Regions from separate parts of the Homo sapiens genome. Here region 1 is linked to region 2. Evidence: read pairs that join two places in POLR2A ChIA-PET (ENCODE). Cell type or tissue: Panc1. All regions are shown on one strand. Each heading gives the region's core, and the rest is flanking DNA. Links, peaks and the distances in the headings are about the cores only.

The links. Peaks named below come from ENCODE experiments on the same cell type or tissue, not always from the same donor. Only the 100,000 strongest peaks of a DNase experiment are listed, where the experiment ranks them.
Region 1: POLR2A ChIA-PET joins it to region 2 with 11 read pairs; 1 of 35 experiments calls an interaction of 5 or more read pairs at or near these places.

What each region holds. Positions count from the first base shown.
Region 1 is chr4:123,835,376-123,838,305 of GRCh38, forward strand. The region is part of intron 4 of LINC01091 (long intergenic non-protein coding RNA 1091); the gene reads left to right. Among named protein-coding and RNA genes, the nearest start is that of LINC01091, 190 kb to the left of the region's middle. In Panc1, for the core only: no CTCF peak of the experiment used is centred there; no DNase peak of the experiment used is centred there; H3K27ac peaks cover 1,166 bases.
Region 2 is chr4:123,515,375-123,518,304 of GRCh38, forward strand. No RefSeq gene overlaps it. Among named protein-coding and RNA genes, the nearest start is that of LINC02435, 5.1 kb to the right of the region's middle. In Panc1, for the core only: no CTCF peak of the experiment used is centred there; no DNase peak of the experiment used is centred there; H3K27ac peaks cover 1,943 bases.

The DNA.
Region 1 (2,930 bases), core at 206-2,705, 320 kb after region 2:
CCCAGTCCAGTAAGCGCTCTTTCTGCTGTGCTCTACTGACATCTAACTTGGATACCAATATGGCTGTCCACTCTTCAGCAGACCAGGCCTCAACGAAACCATGGCCCTACTTTATCATTGCATTTTACTCCAAACTTCTTGTCCCCTTTTGTTGACTAGTCATGGCTGTATCTTCCAGGTTTTTCACAGGAATGGAATTTCTTTTTTGATGATAAAATGTGCACTAGTGACAAGTCATACATGGAAATGGCTGAGAACTGCAAGACACTGCTTGGGGCCAGGTAGAGATGCCCCTCTGCAGATAACTCAGTGAAAATTGGATACCTTTTGTCAGCTCTATTTGGAGTCTTTTACTGGATTTGGGATCTCCAAAGCATTTCATCCTGAGAGAAAATCAAAACAAAAGCTATAAAGTTTACTACTCCTCTAGCTTAGAGCTGTCCAGGAAGAAAAATGTATGAATTCATTCAATCAACACTTACTAAGAGATAGTAAGAAATGGATGTGTGTGGATGGTATTTACAAATATTTTCAAGTTGCATCATTTTCCCTCAAGGAGTTTATAGTCTAGCAAAAGATGGATTTTTCCAAATTAATCTTAGTGGTATATAACATGATAGTGAGAACATGGAGAGAGGAAATGAAAATAAAATTTTGAGGCAGCTTGGAGGAGGATGAGATTACTTCCAGATGGTGAATTGAGATGTTCATGGAAGAGGCAGCATTATAACTAGAATGATGGATCAGCAGTATTCTTCAAATTGCATGCAGCTTAGATCAAATATATTTTAAAGGTGATTTCTTAGGAAGTTCGTTTACTTCCTGACATTTTATATTCTTCTGTATGCCATATAACAGACTCAAATGTATATAATGTAATGTAAGTGCCGTAGCTTATTTCTCACAAGGAGGCATTTATTCGAGACATTGTTATGTATTTTTTGCATAGCCACAATTATAAATATTTACATGAGTTTATAAATAATAGCGTACCAAAAGAAAAAGAAATTGTATCTGGTACTTACACACATACAATATTTGGAGGCTCTACACATAGCTAAGATTATTTTTGGACATTTCTGATTTGACTTACATAACTGTTTATGCTTAAGCCACAAAAGGTTTTCAAACTAAAGTCCATTATGATAATAGTGTGATGTATCAAAGGCATCCATGAGCTGAACTCATGTTCTTATACTAAAAGTCTTGGAAAACATTTACAATGTTTACAATGCCTTCACACACTTTTTTTCTCCTTATGGATGTATCTTTCTACTTAAAATAGCTGCATTTATTTTAGTAGTTGATCTCTTTCCTGGAAATTATTTTCAAAAGTAAATACAATTTTAGTTAAATAAATATTTTAAGTTTTGCTTCACATTTTCAATGTATTAAGCACTACATGGTAACTAGAAAATTGAAAGTTTTTATTAATTTGATTAATGTAAGCCATATTTTACATTCAGCAACCCCAAATTAAATAAAAACAATCATAGAGGAATTATAAAGAATGTGATTTACATCAGTTTAGTGCCGGGATGGCTTTTCATTTTCTAATCTTCCCTTACCATTTCGACTTTGCCCTGTTCCTGGTCAGCTGGGAAGTTATCTGCTGTGGGGTTTCCTGTTTGCCTGTTGCTTTTCTACCTTGGGGTGCTGTAGCTACCCATTTGGCTTGCTCGCTCCTAAAGCTATGACTGCAGCCATGTAGTCTTTCGTGTTTCACTTGAAACATGCTGACAGATGTGCTGACTGAACATTTTAACCAGTACACTTATTGTGGCTTCTTCTGAAGCTGATTAAGCTACCAAAACAATTCTATGTTCTTCTGCTGATTAAGCTACCAAAACAATTCTGTGTTCCTCTGAAGAACAAAGAAAGGGCAAAACCAAAAACATGAATCAAATAGAGCCAATATGGAAGATGTACAGCTTTAACAGAACATAAGAACTGTGGTGTTCAGTGGCTTTTGGAGGCCACATTCTTTCATGTGGAGAGAACATGGAATGGCTTACTGTCTTGCTATAGTTTGCTTTTACATTAGCACTAGATCTTACACTGGATTAGTCATTACTATTTGTAATGAGTCAATAAAACTTAAAAAATACCTTGGGACAGTTTTTCTAAGCTCAGGAAAATATGACTATAGCTAGGAGAATGATTTATTTCCAATTATTTATTGAGCTGCTATTATGTGATGAAGACTTATTTAAAGAGTAAATATTTTTGCAAGACATAGTCCCTGTCCAGGGGAACTGGTACACCATTGCTGAAACTGGTGTGGGGTCTTGCATGGTTGAAGGAAGTCAAAGCTCTAAGCCAAATTAAGGATTTTCTGGTTGCTGATAGAATATTAGAACTGAAAGGTCTTTCAGATATCGTCTACTCCTCTAATTTTATTTTATGAATATGGTAACTATAATTGTTACTTGTCAAAGATCACCCGGAAATTTAGCAAGAAAGTCATATATGAACATATTTTTCTTTCCTCTAAATCTGATGTTTTTTTCATGATATGACATATATATTTATATTAATTTAAATGGGTCAAATGTAATTTAATTTTACTTTTATTAGTTTAGTGTATGTATGTATATGTATATATAAAACAGTAGTTCTCTCTGGAGATTGGCATTGTACATATACATGTATATATATACACACACACACATATTCTTTGCAATAAAAATGAGATCACATTTAACCTACCATTTTGTACCTCACTTTTTCATCTAACTATTGCATGAATATTTTCAATGTGAATGAATATGTTAAGAATATTACTTTTATTGGGACTGCAAAATAGTCTATTCATCTTGTATTTTACAACATTTTACTTTGATGTAACTTTTAAACACGTTATTTGAGGTCAATATTTCCCTTTGTAAATCATTCTGCAATGAAGATCCACATAATTATATATTTATTCT
Region 2 (2,930 bases), core at 182-2,681:
AAATGACTTTTTTTTTACTTGCCTACTATTTATTCCAACATCATTTAAAAAAATCCTTCTGACTGGACAAGGTGGCTCATATCTGTAATCCCAGCATTTTGGGAGGCTGAGGTGGGAGAATTGCTTGAGTCCAGGAGGTTGAGGCTGCAGTAAGCCCTGACTGTGCCAGTGCACTCCAGCCGGGGCAACAGAGTGAGACTGTATCTCTCAAAAAAAAAAAAAAAAAAAGTCCTTTCTACACCCTTATGTGAAAAATTTACTTTGTCATATATTAAATTTTAACAAATAGTTGGATATAGTTCCTGTTTTCTATTTTGTTCTCTTGATTTACATATCCATTCCTGTACCAGTAACTCCCTCAGTTACACTCCCCCTCAACCCCCACTGCCCAGAATGTTCTCTGAGCTTTGTCCATGATTATTTTCCTAAATATATTTTGGTATTGAATGTTATGTTGATTTTTAATATTAATAGAAAAATCCCTTTAAGAGTTTTAATTGGAGTAATTATGCAATACTGAACATTATCTTTGAAAAAGCAGAACGTTTTTTAATTATAATTTTCGCATCTTGAAGTTGGTTAGTTGCTAGTTTAAGAGTAACCAGATAATGGAGAAACCACATCAATAGCTGATGTCCAGTGACAGTCACATTTTTAAGCTAATCACTCTAGTTTCTCAGGACAGAATTCATAGCCTCATGTTTCTCATGCCTGATAAATTCTTCCCTTCCTATGCAAAGATAATCCATCTAACAAGCTAACATATTTGTCTTTTAAAACTCTCTAATGGAGATAGACAACATCTTTCATGTGCCATTTTAGCAGTAGATGGAATATTATGGCTGGAAAGTTCTTTCTTTTGTCCAACCCTAGTATTTAAACACGAATTCAACCTATTCTCTTGGTGGAGATGAAAAACAGCTGGCCACCATCCCTTTTCCACAAATTTTTCTTACACTTTCAACTGGTAATAGTGAAATACATCTTCAGCTCAGTTTGACTAAAAATGTATTTTGTGGGGCCTTCTAAACATCCATAAATTTTGCACAAACCTTTCAAGCATTTTACATGATTAATCCCCTATGATTATCTAATACAAGATGTTGCACACTGCCTGAAGCTCAGATTATGAAGAGAGGCCTGTAACCTTGGGGGCGTCTGCATCGTGTTCACTGCATTATCAGTCTTTCCCATCGTTTGTTTGTATAATAGGATCAAAAACACAGATATTTTGTTTTTTACCTTGTTTATTTTAAACCCTTCGTGTCTTTTGGCTGGGAATAGAGTCTAAACTTTCTAATTTAAGCAAAGGAGTTTATGAGCGACTGGGGCAAAGATTTCATTCCATAGCCCGGCTAGGAATGAAAGGAGGAGGGAGATGGAAGGAGGGAGATGATTTGGTTCATTGATTTCTCTTCTGAGTCCATTTATTTCCAGTTCTAGCCCCTGATCCCTATCTGCCAGGGGAGTAGTTAATCATTTTTCTCATATCCTCTGGCTCTCAATAAGTGCTCAGGTGATCTGATTTAAGGTATGCCTTAAGTTTGTGCAAGCCACTTACATGAGCTCATAGTTACAATTTATTTCAGGTAAAGTTATTGATAGTATATAAGGATGATACAACTTGGTTTACATTATTATGAAATTTTAAAATCTGATTAATTTTACACAAATAGAGCTTTTTGTTGTTGTTGTTTTCTTAATTGCTGAGAACCATAGCAATGGAAGTTCACTCCCACTCCTACTTTTAGGGAAGATTTTGGTAAACGATTTCAGACAGCTGAGTTTTAGGCCACACTGTCAATCAAACAAAACAAAACAAAACAAAAAAACACTATCAAACTTATCCACTTGGACCACTGTTTACCTGCTTTTCCTCCATTTCTCTGACAAGAGCCTATGCAGAAACGTGAACAATACAGGTCAGCCTTTAAAAACAAATAACTTCATAAGAAGTGAGCACATTCAGGGAGTACGTCCCTGGGCTGCAGACGTTCAGCCCAGCACATGTGGTGCAGAGTCTGTAGAAGACATAAGGGAATGGAATGTGTTCTTCCACAGGAGTGACTTTGGGAAGCTCTATACTTATTTCAGTGATGCTGCCAATACTGAAGATTCTTTTTGGAACTCCTCTTTAAGAAACACCTTCAGGCTTTCTATCTCAAAATATTTCCTAAGTCTATCAGTTTTTTTTGGTCACCCCATGGCCAATGCCCTAATTAAGATACTTAGCATCTCTTAATCTTGAATATGGAAACATTTTCTCACTTTTTTTTTTTTTTTGAGAGGAAGTCCCGCTCTGTCACCAGGCTGGAGTACAGTGGTGCAATTTCGTCTCACTGCAACCTCTGCCTCCTGGGTTCAAGTGATTCTCCTGGCTCAGCCTCCTGAGTAGCTGGGATTACAGGTGCGTGCCACCACGCCCAGCTAATTTTTGTATTTTTCGTAGAGATGGGGTTTCACCATGTTGGTCAGGATGGTCTCAATCTCTTGACCTTGTGATCTGCCTGCCTCGGCCTCCCACAGTGCTGGGATTACAGGCGTGCCTGGCCTGCTCACTGGTTTTATGCCCAGTTTACACCCCTTCAATTAATTTTTCTTGTTGTTGCTAGAGGGATCTTTTTCCTGTGACCATATCCCTTAACGTGATGGTCAGCGCTTTCTACCATCTGGTCTTGTTCTATTTTCCAGGCTTTTCTTCTCCCTATCCCCTCCATATGAATCATACTGCTATGAACATTAGTGTGCAAGTCTTTGTGGGGCTGTATGTTTTTGTTTCTCTTGGGTATATACCTAGGAGTGGAATTGCTTGGTCATATGGTAACTGTGTGTAACATTTTGAGAAACTGCCAAACTGTTTTCCAGAGCAGCTGCATCATTTTACATTCCCACCAGTAATGCTTGCGGGTTCCAATTTCTCCACATCCTTA